2 separate regions of the Homo sapiens genome follow, and region 2 is linked to region 1. A link is an interaction called in ENCODE POLR2A ChIA-PET data of the cell type or tissue named here. Cell type or tissue: OCI-LY7. All regions are shown on one strand. Each heading gives the region's core, and the rest is flanking DNA. Links, peaks and the distances in the headings are about the cores only.

The links. ChIA-PET counts read pairs that join two places held together with the same protein. Peaks named below come from ENCODE experiments on the same cell type or tissue, not always from the same donor. Only the 100,000 strongest peaks of a DNase experiment are listed, where the experiment ranks them.
Region 2: POLR2A ChIA-PET joins it to region 1 with 7 read pairs; 3 of 35 experiments call an interaction of 5 or more read pairs at or near these places.

Annotation. Positions count from the first base shown.
Region 1 is chr4:153,358,091-153,369,453 of GRCh38, reverse strand. MND1 (meiotic nuclear divisions 1) reads right to left here. Exons shown (of 8, transcript NM_032117.4): 4 at 10,832-10,980. Among named protein-coding and RNA genes, the nearest start is that of MND1, 19 kb to the right of the region's middle. In OCI-LY7, for the core only: no CTCF peak of the experiment used is centred there; no DNase peak of the experiment used is centred there.
Region 2 is chr4:153,491,694-153,503,056 of GRCh38, reverse strand. The region is part of intron 3 of TMEM131L (transmembrane 131 like); the gene reads right to left. Among named protein-coding and RNA genes, the nearest start is that of TMEM131L, 31 kb to the right of the region's middle. RefSeq lists enhancers at 5,284-5,363, 7,605-8,602. In OCI-LY7, for the core only: no CTCF peak of the experiment used is centred there; DNase peaks (open chromatin) are centred at 4,426 and 5,646; H3K4me3 peaks cover 2,190 bases; H3K27ac peaks cover 4,338 bases.

The DNA.
Region 1 (11,363 bases), core at 1,312-9,311:
GCATTATTCCCTTTATTGTGGTGGTATGGAACTGAACCTGCAATATCTGAGGTATGCCTGTATTTATGCTCATGTGTAATCTCCTCTCTTGAGTGTAAACTAAATTTAATGACTTGTTTCTAGGGAATAAAATGTGGCTGAGGTGATGGGATGTTGTTTCCTAGATTAAGATACAAAAAAACTACTGCTTCTGTCTTGGACTCTCACACATGAGCTTGCTTTGAGAGAAGCCAGCTGCCATACTGTGAGCTGTACTACGGAGAAAACCATGTGGTAAGGAGCTGAGGGAGGCCTTGGGCCAAAAGCCATCATAGAACTGAGATCTGCAGCCCAAGACCCTGCAAGGAACTAAATCCAATAACCACATGATTGGATTTGGAAGCAGATCCTCTCCCAGATAAACCTTCAGATGAGAATATGGCCCTGGCCAACAGTTTGACTATACCTCACATAAGGCCTTGAGCCAGATGTACCCAACTAAGCCATGCTGGGATTCACGAGTCACAAGAACTGTGAGATAGTAATGTCTATTTCTTAAAGTCACCCTGTTTTGGTATTTCTTAAAGTCACCCTGTTTTGGAGTACATATTTTTGTTACATAGCAATGGATAACTAATACAAAATCTAAATCACACTTTTTTTTTAAAGGCTACAAAACAGTAGTATTCATTTAGAATACACATTCGGCCACAAATAACAATATTTAACTAAAACTGGATTAAATAAGGCTAGTACAGTATCTCATGATGCCACCAGAGACCCAAGATCTTTTTTCCAGGCTCTGTCATTCTTTGAGAATGTGATATGGACATGAATGAACAGAACTTTCATCCTTATGCTTTTTATCTCAGTAATGCATATCACAGAAAAGAGGAGAAAGAAGCTTTGCCTTTTTCAGGAAAGTGAAAACTTTCCCAGGAAAGTCAAAGCTAGTCTTCTACTTACATCTCATTTATCAGACCTGCTTCCCATTGCCACCATTAGTTGCCAGGGAGTCTGGAAAGATGAGTATTTTTTAGTAAGACACACTATCCTTTAACAAAGTGTTTTGTTAGTGAAGAAGAGGAGGACAATGTTGACTAGCTAGGCAACCAGCAGTACATGCCAAAGCAATATATTTTACTTGTGATAAAAAATATTACAGGAGGTTAGAGAAGGGTAAGAATATTTTAAGCAATGAGAGCTTGAGGAGGTTTCTGAGAGGAGAGATGTTTAGAATTTGGCTAAATAGAGAGGAGAGAAAAGGGAATTCTCAAAAAGGATAAAAGCAAGAACAAAAAAACATGAAGACAGGGAAGTTCAGTAAGGCCCATAAGTAAATTACCTTGTATAAAGTTTCTAAATTCATAACTAAGATTTTAAAAATTTGCTGAGTGATGAATATGCACGTTGTTTCCTAGCAGGAAAGAAAAATACAGCATCACGTTTAAGAGAAGAGATATGGGCAAAGAATATAATAAAAATTTATTCAAGGAAGATATACAAATGGCCAAGAAGCACATGAAAAGATGCTCAACATCACCAGTCATCAGAGAAATGGAAGCCAAAACCACAATGAGATACCACTTCATACCCACAAGGATGGCTAGAATCAAAAATTCAAATAGGTTTTGGGAGGATGTGGAGAAATGAGTGCCCTAACACACTGTTATCAGAACTATAAAATGGCGCAGTTGCTCTGGCAAACAGTCTGGCAGTTCTTCACATAATTAAACACAGAGTTACCATATGACCTAGAAGTTCTACTCCTAGGTATACACCCAAGAGAAATGAAAACATATGTCCACACAAAAACTTGTACATCAAAGTTTAGAGCAGCATTATTCAGAATAGTCAAAAAGTGGAAAAAACTCACATGCCCATCAACAGATGAATGGATACATGAGATGTGGTGTATTTGTGAATGGATAAATTAGATGTGGTATATGTGTACAACAGAGTATTATTTGGCCATAAAAAGTAATGAAGTACTGAAACATACTACAACATAGATGAACTTTGAAAATACTATGACAAGGGAAAGAAGTCAGTCATGAAAGACTACATATTATATGATTCCATTCATATAGAATGTCCAGAACAGGGAAATCTACAGTGACAGAAAGTAGATTAGTGGTTGCCTAGATCTGTGTGGGAGGAGTGGGCTGAGAAGATTCAGAATAATAGCTAAAGAGTAGAGCGTTTCTGTTTGAGGTAATGAAAATGTTCTAAAATTGACTGTAGTGATGACTGTACATCTATCAATGAACATATTAAAAACTATTACATCATACACTTTAAATGGGTGAATTATATGGTATATAAACTATATCTCAGCAAGGCTGTTGAAAAAAAAGAGAGATAAGGTGAGCACTTTTAGAATATCTGCCCAGCCACCGCTCTTTTGAGACTTCCATTCCACCCAACTCTGGCAGCCAAGGGGAGAGGCGGGGAGAGTAAGAAGGGGAGAATGGAAAGACAGGCTACCTGTTTTGAGAAGCGGTGATTAAGAATGAGGACCCTGGAGTCAAAATACCTGAGACGGAATCCCAATTCCACACTTACTGTGAGACCTTGGACAAGCTCTTAATCTCTCTGTGTCTCAGTTTCTTCATCTATAAAACAAATATAATACTAACCTCATAATACTGTGGGGATTAAATGAGATAATATATTTAGGACCATGGTTCACTGCCAGGCACAAGTGCTCAATAAATACCAGTTATTATTCTTACATGTTTTCCCATTCCTATTTCTAGTTCCTTAAAACAAACCCACTAGTGTGAGTAATGTCCTAGTACTTGTAACCAATAACACTCTAAATATATAACTTCAAAGAAAATGTGGAACAACTTGAGAGTCAGGGTTCAGTGAGGACTCCCCCATCTGCAGTGAGATTAGTGAAGCCGTTGGTTAAATTATAAAGACTTGTCTCTGAACTACAGATTCATATATTTAATTGTCTACTTGATATTTCCACTTCTTTGTCTAACAGTCACTTCAAACTTAACATGGTCAAAGCTGAATTTCTGATTTTCCTTTAGGAAACTGCTCCTCTTGCAGTCTTCCCTATCTTAGTTGAATTTTTAAAAAATTCATCCACAACTGCTGTGGTAGGTTAAATAATGTCCCCCAAAGATAGGAGGTCCCAATCCTTGGAACCTGTGAATGGCACCTTATGTGGCAAAGACTTTGCAGATGGGATTCAAGATCTTGAGATGAGATTACTGATCTCAAGGATTACTATGACAGATCCTAAATGCAATCACATGTATCCTTATTAAAGGGAAATTTGACACATACAGCAGAGCAGAAAGCAATGTGACCAAGAGGCAGAAATTAGAGTGATGCAGCAACAAGTCAAAGAATGCTGGCAGCCCACAGAAATTGAAAGAGGCAAGGAAGATTATCCCAGAGAGCCTCTGGAGGAGCAACAGCTGTGCCAACACTTTGATTTTGGCCTAGTAACACTGATTTTTAACTTCTGGCCTCCAGAGCTGTGAGAATAAATTTTTGCATTTGCAGCCACCAAGTTTGCACTAATTTACTATGGCAGCCATAAAAAACTAATACAATTCCTTTCTTGACCTCACACTCTACATCCATTCCATAAGGAAATCCTACTGGCTCTAATTTCAAACTACGTCCAGAATCCAACAATTTTTTCACAAATCCACTGCCACTGCTTTGGTTTAAACCATCATTACCGTGGCCAGGCACAATGGCTCACACCAGTAATCCCAGAACTTTGCGAGGCTGAGATGGGAGGACTGCTTGAGCCCAGGAGTTGAAGGCTGCAGTGAGCTATGATTGTGCCCCTGCACTCCAGCCTGGGTGACAGAGCAAGACCCCATCTCTTAAAAAGAAAAAAAAAAAGATCCTCTCTTTTCTGAGGCCTTCTCTTTCCTTTTTCTTAAATAAAAAATATAAAATAAATAAAAAAACCACTGTAACTTTACAGTTGGATTATTCCAATAACCTATCTGATCTCCCTGCTTTCAACCTTTGTTAACTAATGGATCCCAAGTGCCTAGAACAGTATCTAACACACAACAGATAGTGGTATTCAATAAATTTGTTGTTATTTTGACTCCATGTCCTGTGTTCCTTTCTAGAGTTTTTTCTCTTATTTTATGAGTTATCTATCATGGGAGCAAGGGTGCTGCTCAGCATCTGAACCCTGCTTCTGTTTTGGGGAACTGTTTGTGCCAACAGGAAGCAGCTAACTCCTACTACAAAATCTAGAAACCCCAATTATTTACTTCGCCAGCTCTCCTGGCAACTAGAGTGTGGACACGTGACCCAGGCTTAGCCAATGACACATACCTTCCAGAATTGTCACTGGTAGCTTGGATAGTTTTTTTTTTTTTTTTGGTGGCAACAACATCTGGTTCTTCAGTCAGGGACAGGAGTGCCAGTGGAACTATCTTCCAAGGTCAGCAATGTCAGGCCTCATTCTATTTTTTATTTCTGTAAGTTTGACTACTCTAGATACCTCATATATGTGGAATCATAGAGTATTTGTCTTTTTATGACTGGCTTTTCACTTAGCATATTGCCCTCAAGGTTCATCCATTTTGTAGCATTCGTCAGAATTTCATTCCTTGTGGTGGGATGAGCCTGCAATCCTAGCTACTCAGGAGGCTAAGGCTGGAGAATTGCTTATGCCCAGGAGTTTGAGGCTGCAGTGAGCTATGACTGTGCCACTGCACTTCAGCCTGGGCAACAGGGTGAGACTCTATCTCTAAATAAATAAATAAAAGGAATTCCATTCCTTTTTAAGGCTGAATAATATTCCACTTTCACATTTTGTTTATTCATTCATTGAAAGTCATTTGGGTTGCTTCTACCTTTCAGCTACTGTAATGCTGCTATGAATGTGGGTGTACAAATAGCTCTTCAAGACCCTGCTTTCAAGTCTTGGATATGTACCAAAAATGGATTTTTTTTTTTTTTCTTAAACAGGGTCTGACTCTGTGGCCTAACCTGCAGTGCAGTGGCACGAATACAGCTCACTGCAACCTCAAACTCTTAGGCTCACGCGATCCTCCCACCTCAGCCTCTCGAATAGCCGGGACCACAGGAGCCTGCCACTATCCCCAGCTACTTTTACCATTTTTTTGTAGAGATGGAGTCTTGCCATGTTGCCAGGCTGGTCTTGAATTCCTAGGCTCAAGTGATCCTCCCACCTCAGGCCCCCCAAGTAGCTGAGACCACAGATGCACACCACAGAATTGTTGAATCATAGGGTAATTCTATTTATAACTCTTTGAGGAGCCACCATACTGTTTTCCACAGCAGCTGCACCATTTCACATTCCCATCAACAGTGCACAAGAGCTCCAATTTCTCCAAATCCTTGCTAACACTTATTATTCTCTTTTGAAAAAAATTTATTATTATTATTTTGTAATAAATCTTGCTGTGTTGCCCAGGCTGGCCGTGAACTCCTGGGCTCAAGTGATCCTCCCACTTCGACCTCCCAAAGTATTGGGATAACAGGCATAAGCCACCACACCTGGCCTTCTCTGTGTTTTTGATAGTAGCCATCCTAGTGAGTGTGCAGATACCTCAATATGGGTCCTCATTTGTTAACCATGCAATTACAATAGCCGCATAGCTGATTTCTCTGATCCTAGGCTCCATTTCCCTCAACCTGCTCTTCATACTGTCTTCAGAAAGGCATTTATCATCATGTAACTTCTCTGGTAAAAATTTCCATTGGCTTTCCATCCCTCTTAGGTAGGTCCGAACTCCTGATCATGCCACAGAGGAACCTATAAGACATGGCCTCTACCTATCTCTTCACCAATCCTTCTCTAGCCTCTTCCTTTTCTCCCACTGTCCTCCTACAACTGACTGAAAGCTCTCTGAGGGCATGTATTTCCAAAATCCAGCACATCTTCTGTTACTCAAAAAACATGCAAAAACATTTTTTGAATGATGAATAAAACAATAAAATAAGGCCGGGTGCAATGGCTCATGCCTGTAATCCTAGCACTTTGGGAGGCCGAGGCGGGTGGATCACCTGAGGTCGGGAGTTCGAGACCAGCCTGGCTAAAGCGGCAAAACCCTGTCTCTACCAAAAATACAAAAATTAGCCAGGTGTGGTGGCGGGCGCTTGTAATCCCAGCTACTTGGGAGGCTGAGGCAGGAGAATTGCTTGAACTCTGGAGACAGAGGTTGCAGTGAACTGAGTTTGTGCCTCTGCACTCCAGCCTGGGTGACAAGAGCGAAACTCCATCTCAAAAAAAAAAAAAAGAACTATCCCCAGGTGACAGAAATGAAAAAACAAAGAGCAACAACAGAAAAGTAACTAGGGGCTAGGAGTCTAACATGCACACCAGGAAAACAGGTGTGAAGGGTCATGAGACAAGGAGAGCTAGAACTGAGCTCCAGCATATAGCTCAAAGTACCAGCAAACTCCATGGAAAATAACAAGGAGCTTACCTCCATCTTGCACTTCATGTGGGGGTGGGGGAAAGTCACCTATAGGAAAACAAATCTCTCAATCCATGCCATGTATAGACATGCATACTAAATTTTATGCAGTACTCATCCTGTATAAAACATGAGGCGGTGGAACTGTAAGCCAAGAAATTAATATAAAAATTGGTCCATAACTACTAAAGTACCCAGAGACTAAAAAAAACAAGCCTAAACCACTATTTCACAGAGCATCTGTGGCTCCCACAGACTAAACATCACCAATTGAATGTGAGCTCATAAATAAAAACTAAAAAACATACAGGTTAAAAAAATACTACAAATGGTAGTAGCCAGCAGATACACAGATCAAATTAATAGCCCTCCCCAAATTTGACATATTTAAGTAATCTGAAAATATAAGTTAAGTATGTGTATTAGGCTGTTCTCACATGGCTATAAATACCTGAGACTGGGTAATTTATAAAGAAAAGAGGTTTAATTGGTTCATGCTTCTGCAGGCTCTACTTGGAAGCATGGTGGCTTCTGCTTCTGGGGAGGCCTCAGGGATCCTTTACTCAGGGCGAGCAGGCATTTTACATGGCAGAAGCAGGACTGAAAGCGGGGGAGGTGCTACACACTTAAACAGCCAGATCTCATGAGAACTCACTCACTATCACAAGAACAGCACTGAGGGAATGGTGCCAAACCATTCATGAGAAACCGCCCCCAAGATCCAATCACTTGCCATCAGGCCCCACCTCCAACACTGGGGATTACAATTTGACATGAGGTTTGGGAGTGGACACAGATCCAAGCCATATCAGTATGTTTAAAGTTATAAAAGAGATGAAAGCAATAGAAGCCATAATGAAATAGAACAGTATAGGAAAAACAGGATAGGCAGAACTGAAAAAGGACCAAATAGAATTTCTAGAGATAAAATCTAATTATTAAAATAAAGACTTAATGAACAGCTAAGTAGCAGATTAGAAATAGTTATGGAAAGAACTGTAAGTGAAAGAGAGCTGAGAAAATTAACTGCAATGAATCACAGACATGGAAAGACATGGAAAAAATAAAGAGTTCTTAAACAACATAGACGATAGAATGAGGATACAAATAGGAATCCCAGAAGGAAAGAACAGAGCTATTAGGGAACAGGAAACAGCTTAAGTAATACCACCTTAGAATTTTCTTTTTTTTTTCTTTTTTTTTGAGTCTTGCTCTGTTGCCCAGCCTGGAGTGCAGTGGCGCGATCTTGGCTCACTGCAAGCTCCACCTCCCGGGTTCATGCCATTCTCCTGCCCCAGCCTCCCCAGTAGCTGGGACTACAGGCACCCACCACCACGCCCGGCTATTTTTTTTGTATTTTTAGTGGACAGGGTTTCACCGTGTTAGCCAGGATGGTCTTGATCTCCTGACCTCGTGATCTGCCCGCCTCAGCCTCCCAAAGTGCTGGGATTACAGGCGTGAGCCACTGCGCCCAGCCAGAATTTTCTATAATAGGAGACTTTAATTATTTCATGGAAGCAGCAGCCAGGGTCCTAAAGAAGAGGAAATAAAAACATGCAAACTCGGATTCATGATAAAACATCAAAACATAACATCAAAGACTGAAGGAAATCTTAAAAGCAAACAGAAGAGAGATTACTAAGGAAAACAAGACAATCAGAATGATAGCAAAACATCTCATTAGCAACATATGCCACAAGACAATGAAGTAATATTTTCAAAATGCTGAGGAAAAATAACTAAGAATTCTATATTCGGGAAGCAATGATAAATTAGACATTTTCAAACAAAGATTGAGAGTTTACCACTCTTAAACTCTGGCTGAACAAATTACTAAAGGATGTCCTTCAGTACGGATTCCTTCTTGAAGTGTTTTTAAATCCATAAAGTGCACAGGGTTACAGGCCGGTCGCAGTGGCTCACCCACCAGCACTTTGGGAAGCTGAGGTAGGTGGATCACTTGAGTTCAGGAGTTCAAGACCAGCCTGGGCAACATGGCAATACCCTGTCTCTACAAAAAAGTGCAAAAATTAGCAGAGTTTGGTGGTGTGCCTATAATCCCAGCTACTCAGGAGGCTGAGGCGGGAGGATGGCTTGGGCCTGGGAGGTCGAGGCTGCAGTGAGCCATGTTTGCGACACTACACTCCAGACTGGGTGACAAAGCAAGACCCTGGGTACTTTAGTAGTTATATATACATGTGTATATATATGTGTATATATGTATATATGTGTATATATGAATATATGTGTATATATGTGTATATGTATATGTGTGTATATATGTGTATATACATATACACACAAAGCAAGACCCTGTCTCACACACACACAAAAATATTTATAGTATTTATTTATTTATTTATTTATATAAAAATATTTATATATTTTTGTGTATATATGTGTGTATTTTTATGTGTATATATATATACACACACACACACACACACACATACAGAAAAGAAGTAAATTATACTAAAATACAGTTACTTTGGACATGTATGTACAAAAAATTGAATTTAGACACACACTTTACACCTTTCCCAAAAATTAACTCAAAATGGATAATAAATCTAAGTGTAAAATGCAAAACTACAAAACTCCTAGAAGGTAACATAGGAGAAAATCTACATGCCCCTGGATTTGGCCACGACTATTTAGTTACAACACCAAAAGAATGTCCCAGGAAAGAAAAAAATTGACCAGTTGGACTTCATTAAAATTGAAAACTGCTCTGTGAAAGATGCTGTTGAGATAATGAAAAGATAAGTCACAGACTCAGAGGAAATCTTTGAAAAACACATATTTGATAAAGAACTGGTGTCCAAAATATACAAAGAACTCTTAAAACTCAATAACGAGAAAACAAAAACCCAATTGAAAAATGGGCAAAAGATCTAAACACCTCCTTTTACATAGATGACAAATAAGCATAAAAAAAGATGTTCCAGGGCTGGGTGTGGTGGCTCATGCCTGTAATCCCAGCACTTTGGGAGGCCAAGGTGGGTGGATCACCTGAGGTCAGGAGTTCAAGACCAGCTTGGCCATCATGGTGAAACCCCGTCTCTACTAAAAATACAAAATTAGTTGGGTGTGGTGGTGTGCACCTGTAACCCCAGCTACTTGGAAGGCTGAGGCAGGAGAATCACTTGAACCAGGGAGGCAGAAGTTACAGTGAGCTGAGATCGCACCATTGCACTCCAGCCTGGTCAAAAAAAGTGAAACTCCGTCTCACAAAAAAAAAAAAAAAAAAAAAAAGATCTTCCAAATCATATGTCATTAGAGAATGGCAATTTAAAACAACAATGAGATACCACTACACATCTATTAGAATGGCTAAAATACAAGACACTGACAACACCAAATCCTGGCAGTGATGTGAACCAATAGTAACTCTTACCCACTGTAGTTGGGAATGCAAAAACAGATACTTTGGCAGTTTCCTAGAAAGTAAACATAAACTTACCATACAATCCAGCAATCACGCTCCTTGGTACTAAATGTGTTGAAAATTTATGTGTACACAAAACCTACACATGAATGCTTATGGCAGCTTTATTTGTAACTGCCCAAACTTGGATGTGACCCAGATGTTCCTCAATAGCTCAATGGATAAACAAACTGTGGTATATTCATATAACGAAATATTATTCAGCAATAAAAAGAAATGAGCCATCAAGCCATTAATAGACATGGAGAAACCTCAAATGCATTTTGTTAAGGGAAGGAAGCCAATCTGAAAAGGTTACATACTGTATGATTCCAACTATATGGAAAAGGTAAAACTATAGAGACAGTAAAAAGATCAGTGGTTGCTACGGTTTCGGGAGAAGAGAGGGATGAACAAGTAGGAAACAGCGGATTTTTAGGGCAGTGAAACTATTCTGTACAATACTATAATTGTGGATACACGTCATCATGCATTTGTCAAAACTCACATAATGTATAACACCAAGACTGAACCCTAATGTAAGCTACGGAATTTAGTTAGTAATAAATCAATATTGACTCAATTGTGACAAACATATTACACTAGTATAGGATGTCAATAACAGGGAAAATTGTGTGCGTGGTGAGGGAGAAAGGGCACGTTTGGGAACTCTCTGTACTTTTCCATCAATATTTTTCTGTAAGTCTAAAACTGCTTCCAAAAAACCATCTATTGATAAAGAGAAAATTAAAAAACAATAAAAACAGCAACAACAAAAACAATATCTTGACATATGGGAAGATGAAAATTAAAACGTTCTAAGTTCCTCATATTGTTTAGGAGAAACAGATGTTAATTATCTTTAGACTTTCAGTCAAATAATGCATATCAAAAATTCAAAAGAAACTGCTAAACAAAAAGAGGATGAAGTAAAACAACTCTCCGTTATAAAGCAACTCTATTCTTTTTAACTGTGGCAGCTTACCTGAGATTCCAGAACCTCCAACTTATGTTTCCTTGCATGAAGAGCTTTACTTGGAAAAGCCCAATAATAATTAGAAGTTCCGATCCTCTCACAGTCAACCATACCATCATCAACTAAGCTTTGAAGGACTTCTTTTACTGACATAGCAGCTAAGAGACAATTTTTAAAGACTCTATGTTAGAAAAACACCATAAATAAAATTAAAGGACAAATAACTGGGGAAACACTTGCAAAACATATCACAAATCAAGAGTTAAAAAGTTAATAAGCTCTTAAAAATAACAACATGCACAACAATGAAACTGCCTAAGGAAACATTTCTTAGAATGTATCCCCATCCTTAAGCAAAGCATGACTTATACAGGAGCCTAGGGGAAAACAAGTAATATACAGGATTAAGAACAGGACCTGAGTTCTAATCCTAACTCTTAGCAGTAACACTGGATGACTCTAGGGCAAATTGTTCTTTATGCCTAATTTAAAAAATCTATTAGATATGATCATTTCCATACTTACTTTGGTGCATAGCAGT
Region 2 (11,363 bases), core at 1,072-9,071, 130 kb before region 1:
GAGTTCTTCTAACTAAAAATAAATCTCAAGTATTTGGGTCAATAGGAATAAACATGGTCAGGAAGAGTAGAGGAAAAAAAAAAGATGACCCTGCAAAATGAGACTTTGCAGTAATTGGCTTTCTAGAAATGTTACATCTAGGAAAAGGGTCATTGACCCCTAGTTATCTTCATAATAGAAGGTAATAATGTGAAAAACCTAAGACATAGATTTCTCAGGAGTGACAATCAAGAGTTATAGCACTTCCAGGGCAGAGAGATCAAGTAACAAGAAATTATAAACACCAAATGCTCTAAGCATCTTCTCATACTCAAAGCAATCTGCATGAATTATCTCCATCCCAAATAATGTATGACTAATACCAGTGTCATAAGATAGTTTCAATAATTTGCAATTTTCTTCTATACGCAGAAGTTTTTCAAAGTAATGTTAAACTGAACTTTTTCAGCAGAAGCCATTTCAATGCACATTCAGCCATTTGAAAAGCTTCTATGGTTTAATGATTAGTTTACACATAATTCATTTTTCAACCAACGCACAAGTTAATATATCAATGATCCTTCGTGTTAACTCCCAAAGAGTCAGAATAAATGATACCTTACAGAAGCCTAGGATTGAGTATACTAATAAGGTTCACTGTGACAAAGAGAATGCTAGCTGCCAAACCCAGTAGCTGTTTTCCTGTCCTCCTTAAGAAGACATTTTGAAACAGGCACATGGCTGCAGAAAAGACTCCTCTTCCCAGTCTACCACTTGCAGCTGAGATGCAACCATATGACTAAGTTCTGGAAATGAGATGTATATACAAGTTTGGGACAGCCGCGGTGGTTCACACCTGTAATCCCAGCACTTTGGGAGGACAAGGTGGGAGGACTGCTTGAGCCCAGGTGTTGGAGACCGGCCCGGGAAGCACGGTGAAAACTCATCTCTACAAAAAATTAGCCAGGCATGGTGGCGGGCACCTGTGGTCCCAGCTACTTGTGAGTCTGAGGTGGAAGGATCACTTGAGCCCTGAATGTTAAGGTTGCAGTGAGCCGTGATCATGCCACTGCACTCCAGCCTGGGTAACAGCAAGACTCTGTCTCCATTTAAAAAAAAAAAAAAAAAAAAAAACCCTTTGGGGGATACTTCCAGGAAGTGACCTGGAAAAGGTAGAGGGGAAATCCTACTCTAGCTCCTTCCTCCATCCTGGAGGGGAAATGAAGATGATCCTGCGGGTTGGGCAGTCACCTTGGATTAGGAGACAGAGGAGGCATGGCCTTGATGATTATGAAGCTGTCACCTCAGTCCTGGCCTGCCCTCTGCTCTCTCAGATAAGCAGTATAGAGGAAAGCTTCTATCTCATTTATGTTACTGGGTTTTCTGTCTCATGAAACTGGTCCTAATCCTAACTGATATGCTTCTTCACCACCATAGCAGTGACAGTGATGATGGTAAGAAAAGTGATGGCAAGAAGTAATACAACACCTGCACACATACCCTGAGACTCCTTACCATGTGCCAGAAAATACAGTAGAGGCTTTACTCACATTATTTACATTAATACTTGCAAAACTCAGCTGGGCACAGTGGCCCATACCTGTAATCCCAGCACTTTGGGAGGCCGAGGCAGGCGGATCATGAGGTCAAGCGATCGAGACCATCCTGGCTAACACGGTGAAACCCTGTCTCTCCTAAAAATACAAAAAATTAGCCGGGTGTGGTGGCACGCGCCTGTAGTCCCAGCTACTCAGGAGGCTGAGGCAGAATTGCTTGAACCCGAGGCAGAGGTTGCAGTGAGCCAAGATCGCGCCACTGCACTCCAGCCTGGGTGACAGAGCGAGACTCCGTCTCAAAAAAAAAAAAAAAAAAAAACTTGCAAAACCCCTGTGAGGTGGGCATTATAAGTCCCACTTCTTTAGTTAAGCATCCAGTATGGTCATTATTCTTGCTATTCTAAAATTTCACAATATGCTTGGTGGGATTCTCTAAATCCACTGTGCAGGGTACTTGGCGTACCCTGTTAATCTTCCACTTTCATCAGTTACCATATTCTATCAGTTATCCACTTTCTATCTTCCAGAATTTTTTTTTAACTCTATTATCAACTGATAGCATTTCTTCACTATAGGTTTTTATTAACCTTTTAAATTTCTATCTGATCATTAAACGGCGTCTCTGGAGAAAGAGGAGACTAAGCCATGTAGTCATTCCATCGATTTTCACAACTAGGAAAAAAGTGCACATGCCTGTGTGTGTGTGCATGCACGCGTGTGTGAGCGTGTGTGTTTCTTTGGTCTCAATAGGCTAAGATAGTTCTAAATCATCCAGATAAAGCTTAACAAGGCCAAATGTAAATATTTGTATTTTAAAGAAGGCAATTCATTACTTAAGTGTATATTGAGAAAGAGAAGTTAGCAGTTCCCATTAAAATAAAAAGAAGATGACGGACCCAAAGGTTTTTGTTTGTGTTTGATCTTGTTTGGCCATAAAATAACACGATCCAAGTAGAAAGACACTGCTACTAGAAGTGCTAATGAAATCTTGGGCTTCATTAAAATAAGTAGAGTCCAGACCAAAAAAGAAATGGATTCACTACATAGGGCACCATTCAGATCTCAACAGAATCACTCTATCCACTATTGGCAAAATTTAAACTAAAAAAGTTCTGGGATGGGTGTGGTGGCTCACGCCTGTAATCCCAGCACTTTGGGAGGCTGAGGCTGGAGGATTACTCGAGCCCAAGGAGTTCAAGATCAGCCTGGGCAACATAAAGAAACCCTGTCTCTACAAAGGAATATATAAAAATTAGCTGGGGGTGGGGAGGCATAAGCCTGTGGTCCTAGCTATATGGGAGGCTGAGGCAGGATGACTGCTTGAGCCCAGGAGTTTGAGGCTGCAGTGAGCCATGATTGTACCATTGCACTCCAGCCTGGGTAAGAGAGTGAGACCCTATCTACTCTTGCAAAAAGAAAGAAGGGAGGGAGGGATGGGACAGAGGGAAGGGAACGGAAGGGAACGGAAGGGAGGAAGGGAGGAAGGAAGGTTGGTTCTGACCAAGTTAACATTAGGACTGACTGAAAAACATGAGGAATAATTTAGCCTGGGCGAGTTAAAAAAAAAAATTTAGGTAAAACCAACCTAGAGAAGAGATGTGATAACTGTCTCAAGTCTGTGAGACTGGGATCTGACGGTGGAAGACTAAAGAGAGCAAATGTGAAGTCAAAATCAGAGAACATCTTTACAATGAGAGAGGCTCAAAAATGGAAAGTCAGTTTCAAAGGTGAACTTCCCATCACGTGAAGTGCTCAAGCTGAAGCTGAATAACCAATCAGGGTAAGAATGTCATAAGGGGCTGGGCACGGCGGTTCACGCCTGTAATCCTAGCATTTTGGGAGGCCAAGGTGGACAGATCACGAGGTCAAGAGATTGAGACCATCCTGGCCAACATGGTGAAATCCCCTCTCTACTAAAAATACAAAAATTAGCCGGGCATGGTGGCGCGTGCCTGTAGTCCCAGCTACTTGGGAGGCTGAGGCAGGAGAATCACTTGAACCCAGGAGGCAGAGGTTGTAGTGAGCTGAGATTGTGCCACTGCACTCCAGCCTGGCAACAGAGCGAGACGCATCTCAAAAAAAAAAAAAAAAATCATAAAGATCTATTTCATCACTGGCAGAAAGTGGAAGACTCCTGTCAAGACTGATAAATCCATGGAAGATGTGCACATGGAGCCATATCACACAATGCGGCAGGTCAGCAACAATGGGCAGACAAGCGCTGGGCATCCTCCAAACCTCCCGAGGCCATGTCTGAGCTACAGCGACTGGAGGCTGGGCACCACTAACCGCAGGGAGGCGACTGCCCAGAACCAGTGCTCACAAGTTACAAGGCGCAGCCTCGGAGCCCTGAAACGGTTAGTTCAGGCCTGGCCCATCCCTAAACACTAACAGAAGAAAGGAGAGACATGAGTTGTGCCTAGGATGAGCCACAGAGGTTTTGGAAAATGACAGGCTGTCCAAGTTCTCTACGTAAGACTACATTCAAGGAAAAGGACAACAAAAACAAACGTTAATACTAAGGGGCAACTTCCAGCTTCCCACAGTTCCAGGCTTACATACCCCAAATGCAGAATTGGCTACATTGTGCAGTGTTGTGAAGTTTCACTTAATTCCAGTGGGTTTTTTTCCAAGAAAGGTTGGCAAAAGCTCTAAGTTGATATAACTGCAAAGTCTGGAACAGACTCTCCTCTGCATTTGTTGCATAAACTCCTAAATGGCAGCTTCTCAATTTCCAGCTCCTAACTACTAGTTTCCAGAGTGACTGAAGGAGAAAAAGATGAGAGCAAATGGGAAGCCAGCCTTGCTCAGTAGGGCCGAATGAGAAGACCCTGGGGACCAAAGGGCCACAGGATCTCAACTCCTCATTGTTCACACTCTCTATAAACCCTAAGGGGAAAAACATTTGCATCTTGTGAAGAGAGAGCTTGAAAGAACTCTGCTCACCCCCCACTTCCCTACCCACCTCCAAAAATACACACACACCCACACGCTCTCTCACATAGTGCGATTAGCCATGTATCTAAAGAATGTGCAGCCTCTATTCCAGAATCCTGCAAAAAACATTTTTATGAACCAATTCACTGAAACACATGTTCCAGGATGTCAAATTAAATAGCGAGCTGGGAATGAGTGGGAGAGCAAAGGAAGCTGGCCTCAGCCCTCCTTGGCTCTGCTGCTGTAAACCCTGCCTCTCTGTCCGTAAGTGGGCTTTTAGGAAAAGTTCCCAGCAGAGGAGGGCTCCTCCCAGGCCCCTCAGCCTCAGAGGGTGCAAGAGCAGATCAAGGGCACCATGCTCAGGACTCCCCCAAACCCCTGGCTCTGTCCAGAGCCTACCAAGCATCATTTGTGAATAAAGCAAGCTGCTCATTTTCCATCCTCCTACATCTTCTCCCACCCACCTCCTCAAACTTACATAAACTCAGAGAATAGCAGGCAGGCTGAACAGGAGCTGTGCCTTAAATCCGACACAATAAAAAAAGAACGGAACACAACGTTTTTCTTTAGCCAAAAACTTCAAAATGCTTACACACGGATCTCTGCCATCAGAACCCTTAAGGATGTCTGTAGAAGCTAGGAGATGTGTATCTGGGTGTTCACCGTACAAGTCTCTCAACTTTTCTTTTTTTTTTTTTTTTTTTTTGGAAATTTTTCATAACAAAAAGAAAAAAAAGATTTCTGCATTGTGAGATACATGTTACACAAACACAGATGAAATAATAGAGTAGAAAAGAGTATAGTCTATGATAAAAAGAGCCAAGCATTAACGCTTGTCATCACTTTCTAATCTCATGTCTGTGCGTTCGGCAGGCAAATAACTTTCTTTTCCAGAACAGGGTAAAGCAGCAGCAATAGATACGTGAACCTCGTGGGATTTGACCTCCAACATGGAAAACGCTTTACCTGAAATGCAGACTACAAATATATGTCTCTGAATATATAACATAAAATGTAAGACCTAATTTAATCAATATAACTCTCCTGGTACACAATTCTATGGAGAGCAAAACGTTTCAAACTGGGTTAGAGAGCCACAGGTTCCTGAGAGGCTTATCTCAGAGGCCAGGGGAGGGTGCTTAAAACCGAGGTGTAACAGGATGTTTTCAGCTTCAAGCAGCATGAGGCCTAACTCAGAAAAAGGTAGAGGAGAATATTTTTCTCACATGACTCATATGACCCAAAGTCCTGGAAGCCAGTTCTAGGGAAGGTTGATTCAGTAGCTCAATGATGTCATGATGCTTGCAGAATGCTCCCACCTTGCCATTCTGCCATCCTCTCAGCAGCACACACTCACGGGCATCCTTCAGAGGGGAGACAAACTTTCCCCAAAGTCCTCAAAAACATTCCCTTCGAAAATCTTGGCCAGGTGTGCTGGCTCATGCCAGTAATCCCAACACCTCAGGAAGCTGAGGCAGGTGGATCACCTGAGCCTAGGAGTTCAAGACCAGTCTGGGCAACATGGCAAAACCCCATTTCTACAAAAAAACACAAAAACTAGCTGGGCATGAGGGCACGCACCTGTAGTCCCAGCTACTAGGGAGGCTGAGGTGGGAGGATCGCTTGAGCCTGGGAGTTCAAGGCTGAAGTGAACCATGATCGTGCCACTGTACTCCAGCCTAGGCCACATAATGAGACCCTGTCTCAAAAACAAAAAAAAAAAAGTCTTCATAGGCCAAGTACAGTGGCTCACACCTGTAATCCCAGCACTTTGGGAGGCCAAAGCGAGTGGATCACTTGAGCCTAGGAGTTTGAGACCAGCCTGGGCAACATAGTGAGACCCCCATGTCTACAAAAAAAATAAACAAAATTAGCCAGACTGGTGGCTCACACCTGTTATTCAGGAGGCTGAGGTGGGAAGATCACCTGAGCCTGAGAGGTGGGGCCACAGTGAGCCAGGATCATGCCACCACACTCCAACCTGGCCAACAGAATGAGACCCTGTCTCAAACAAAAACAAAACAAGTCTTCATAAACACTGAATCCTAAATCTTTCACTAACAAAACCAAAGAGAATGACAATGACACTGTCACAGTGACCTATGCAGAGGGGACTTAGATTACTGAAATCCCTGTGGGGCTGGGGGAACGGGTTGTGTTCCCTGCTGAATAATACTGACATGAGGGGGGTGGTCCTGGAAAAGCAACTATCCCTGTGCCTCAGTGGGCCTCCCCGTTTTCGATGCAATGGAGCAGCCCCGTATTTAATTTTTGTACCAGGCTTCTACAGAAAATTCTGTTTAAATAAAGTGTTCCATGGATTTAAAATGTTTTGATTTGTTTTGCAAAACTAGGTTAGGACCAGCCTGTGAAGTAATGCTTAGGCAAGGATAATTTGATACCTTTCTAAAGAATTCCTATCCGTTAAACCCATAGCCTAATCTATTTTGATGCCCCAACTCTGAATGGGATTATTTTAAAGAAACTGCCTTTCTGATTTCAGGTCTCGCCGCCCTCGAGAGGGGCTAGCTTGGCATTCGGAGGCCTTGTTGGCACTCTAGGAATCCATCTTCAGACTTCTTTTCTGGCCAGGGCTGACATCCGCCCCTTTAAGCTCAGCACAGCCACATCCTCATTACTCCACTGAAACAGTTCCACACTTGTTTTGTGAAAGCAAACTAAATCTCGGTACCCAAAAATCACTAAGCCAAGGGAAAGGTCAAGCTGGGAATCATGCCAGGCAAACCTGCCTCCCGTTTTATTCCTAAATAAGATAGCTACAAAGATTTTAAAAGTTACATACCTCCCTCACAATTTACCCACAAGGAAATTCCTTGTAGGCCTCAAGATCTTTACCCCAGAACGTTCTGTTGGATTTCACCCTGGCAATGTAAACTGATAGCTCATCTTCACAGGTGGAGACAGAAAGTCATCCCTCTGCTCACCTGAAAAAAATGCATATTTGATTGCTTCCTCTGACCTATTGTTTATGTAAAAATGCATTCACTGAGGCAGACTAAATTGTGTATTCACTCAAAGACTAATCAAGGACTCAAAAGAATGCAACCTTTTCTCTCTTACCCACCTATGACCTGGAAGCCCCTGCCCTCCCCTTATACCTACTCATTGATGTCTCATGTCTCCCTAAAATATATAAAAGCAAGCTGTATCCCGACCACCCTGGGCACAGGACCTCCTGAGGCTGTGTTCCGGGCATATCCTTAACCTTGGCAAAATTAACTTACTTGTTTTTTTTTTTTGTTTTCAGACGGATTCTCACTCTGTCGCCCAGGCTGGAGTGCAATGGCACAATCTCGGGTCACTGCAACCTAGGATGCCTCCCAGGTTCAAGCAATTCTCCTACCTCAGAGCCTCCTGAGTAGCTGGGACTACTGGTGCATACCACCACGCCCGGCTAATTTTTGTATTTTTAGTAGAGATGGGGTTTCAGCATGTTGGCAAGGCTGATCTCAAACTACTGACCTCAGATGATCCACCGCCTCGGCCTCCCAATGTGCTGGGATTACAGGCGTGAGCCACCATGCCTGGCCATAAAACCAACTTTCTAATTTGGTACAGATCTGTCTCAGATATTTTGGGTTCAGAGTTTGGTGAATAGCTACTGCCCCTCCCCAGACCCCTCTCACACTTCCCCGGATCACGCAGGTAAAGGGTGAACACCCGGCAGAGCAGGAGCCCCGGCAGGTCACCCAATGCACTGGTCTCAGAGCAAATGTCTAAAATATCCCCCTAACCAAGCCCACTGGTGCTGAGGCCCTCTTAGCGCTCCCGACGGAGAGCTGTTAGCTAAAGAACTTTCCAGCTTTTCCATTTTCCATAGCCTCATAATCACTCCTCATTTGCAAGAAGACAACTTCCTATTGTTTAGGTGAGACAGCCATAGGCAAGGTCTGCAACAGGATGAAAACTTTGGCAGAAGGGGCTTTCCTCGGTTCACGGTGCTCAGGACAATAAGACTGTTGTATCAGATATTAAAGATAGTTATGTCTAAACGTCTGTTTCCCCTTATTGTGAGTTTCCCCAAGTCAAGATGTCTTACTTTTTAATGTACCTTATGGCATAATAAAAAAATACAATCTCATTAGCAAATGAAAACACTGAATATTTTAGAAGATTCTTCCAGACTCCACAGAAAATTTTTCTGTAAAGAAGTATCATAAACACCTTTCTCTGTCAAATATTGTACTACATTATCCATATGGATGTACTATTGGACATTAAGTTGCTCCTAATTTTTCCCCAATATAAACAGATGGATATAATTGTAAATACAGCTTGTAAATTTATCCTACTTCCTTAAGAAATTCTTAAGAATGGAATTTCGCTAAAGCACGCACACACCTTGATATGCGATGCCAACTACAAATTCCACTATTAACAGTTTCTTTCACATAGACTAACCCCTGGGATCCTTACCTTACGAGATAGGTACTACTGGCCCACTTTTACAGATGAGAAAACTGAGGCTCAAGATCACATAGCTGGAAAGCCACAGAGATAGGATTCAAACCCAGAGCCCAGGTCCTTACCCACAACAATTCTAGCTTCTCAGACACAACTCATTAAAAAAAGGATTCTGTCACCCGGAAGCCAGGGAACGGTGTCAGCCAGATCAGGAAACCTTATCACTGTTACACAGCAGCCACCACTAAGAAAATGACCTTTTCAACTTCATAGCAGGTAACATTAGAGCATTTACATGCAAGGCTTTTAAATGCCTTACACAGATTTATGTAATCTTCAAAACAAACTCTGTGGTAGGTACTATTAACAATACCCCTATTTGAGAGAGGGGCAAACTAAGGCATGGAGAGGTTTGGCAACTCACCAAAAGTCACCAGCTAAGCAGTATGACATCAGATTCAAACCCAGACGGTCTGGCTCCAAGCGTTTTTTTTCTTTTTTTGAGACAGTCTAGTGCTATCGCCCAGACTGGAGAGCAGTGGTGCGATCTCGGCTCACTGCAACCTCCACCTCCTGGGTTCAAGTGATTCTCCTGCCTCAGCCTCCCAAGTAGCTGGGATTACCAGTGCGCACCGCCATGCCCGGCTAATTTTTTGTATTTTTAGTAGAGACAGGGTTTTACCACACTGGCCAGGCTGGTCTCGAACTCCTGACCTTGTGATCCACCCGCCTTGGCCTCCCAAAGTGCTGGGATTACAGGTGTGAGCCACTGCGCCCAGCCCCAAACATATCTTTTTTTTTTTTTTTTTTTTTTGAGACAGAGTCTCACTCTGTCACCCAGGCTGGAATGCAGTGGCACTATCTCCGCTCACTGCAAGCTCCGCCTCCTGGGTTCATTCCATTCTCCTCCCTCAGCCTCCTGAGTAGCTGGGACTACAGGCGCCTGCCACCACGCCCGGCTAATTTTTTGTATTTTTAGTAGAGATGGGGTTTCACCATGTTAGCCAGGATGGTCTCGATCTCCTGACCTTGTGACCCACCTGCCTCGGCCTCCCAAAGTGCTGGGATTACAGGCGTGAGCCACCGCACCCAGTCCCAAGCATATCTTTTAGCCACTGAGCTACTACCCTACCTTGAGGTTAGACAAAAATCTCCTGCCTCAGGTCATCATTACCACATCCACCTGTATCTCACCATCTGATCTCCCAGCCTTGGCTCATTCCTGACCTTCCTTTCCCCTACTCCTTATCAAGTTCTCCTCCTGAGCTCAGCCTGCTGCTCTTATCCACTCAACTCCTCCATCTTGGTCCCCACTTTCCAGTCTATTCTTTCCACCCTGCCCCCAGCCCTGAGCCAAATTATACAAAGCCAGAAAAGATATATAAGTTAAAAAAAACACCTAAATTTAAAACTCTGCTCATAAACACACCTTACACTTTAAGTGTAGCCCAAGTCACATGTTCCTTCTCTTAAAACTATATACATTCCTTCAGAGCACAGACTGTGTTTATAACCTACTAGTTTAACCAATATGCTTCAGGGGCTGTCTAGCAGGCATGCCATGCCAGTTTCATATTACTATTATATTTTCTTCTAATCACTTATTACATCAGAATATTTGTTTTCCCAAGTCCAAAGTGGTAGACTTATTTTACACACAACCTTGAGATTCCGCCTATGATTTAAACAAAGTTTTGTGCATATTAATAAGGATTCAGAATATTTGAAAATCTCCCTGAAGCCTCATCAATTTGGAAAATGTAATAATTTGGATAAGGTTTAGCTAAAATTCTAATTTTCTTCAAACTCTATTTTTAATTTAAAGTGAACTAAAAAGAAAAAATTGGGCTATGTGCAGTGGCTCATGCCGGTAATCCCAGGACTGTGGGAGGCCAAAATGGGAGAACTGTTGAGCGCAGGAGTTTGAGGCCAGCCTGGGCAACATAGTGAGACCTCCATCTTTTAAAAACCTTCTTTTTTTTTTTTTATAATTAGCTAAGCATGGTGGCATGGACCAATAGTCCCCACTACTTGGAAGGCTGAGGCAGGGGGATCGCTTGAGCCCAGGATTTCAAGGTTGCAGCGAGCTATGATCATGCTACCTACACTCCAGCTCGGGTGATGGAGCAAGGCCCCATCTCAAAACAAGAAGGAAAAAACTGCCAGGTGTGGTGGCTCCTGCCTACAATCCCAACACTTTGGGGAGTGGGTGGATCACTTGAGCTTAGGAGTTCAAGACCAGCCTGGGAAACATGAAACCTTGTCTCTACAAAAAATATTTTAAAATTAGCCAGACACGGTGGCAAGTGCCTGTAGTCCCAGCTACTCAGGAGGGTGAGGTGGAAGGATGGCTTGAGCCCGGGAGTCTGAGGTTGTAGTGAGCCAAGACTGGGCTACCGAACTCCAGCCTGGGTGACAGAACCAGACACTGTCTCAAAAACAGAAAAGAAAAGAAAAAACCCACAC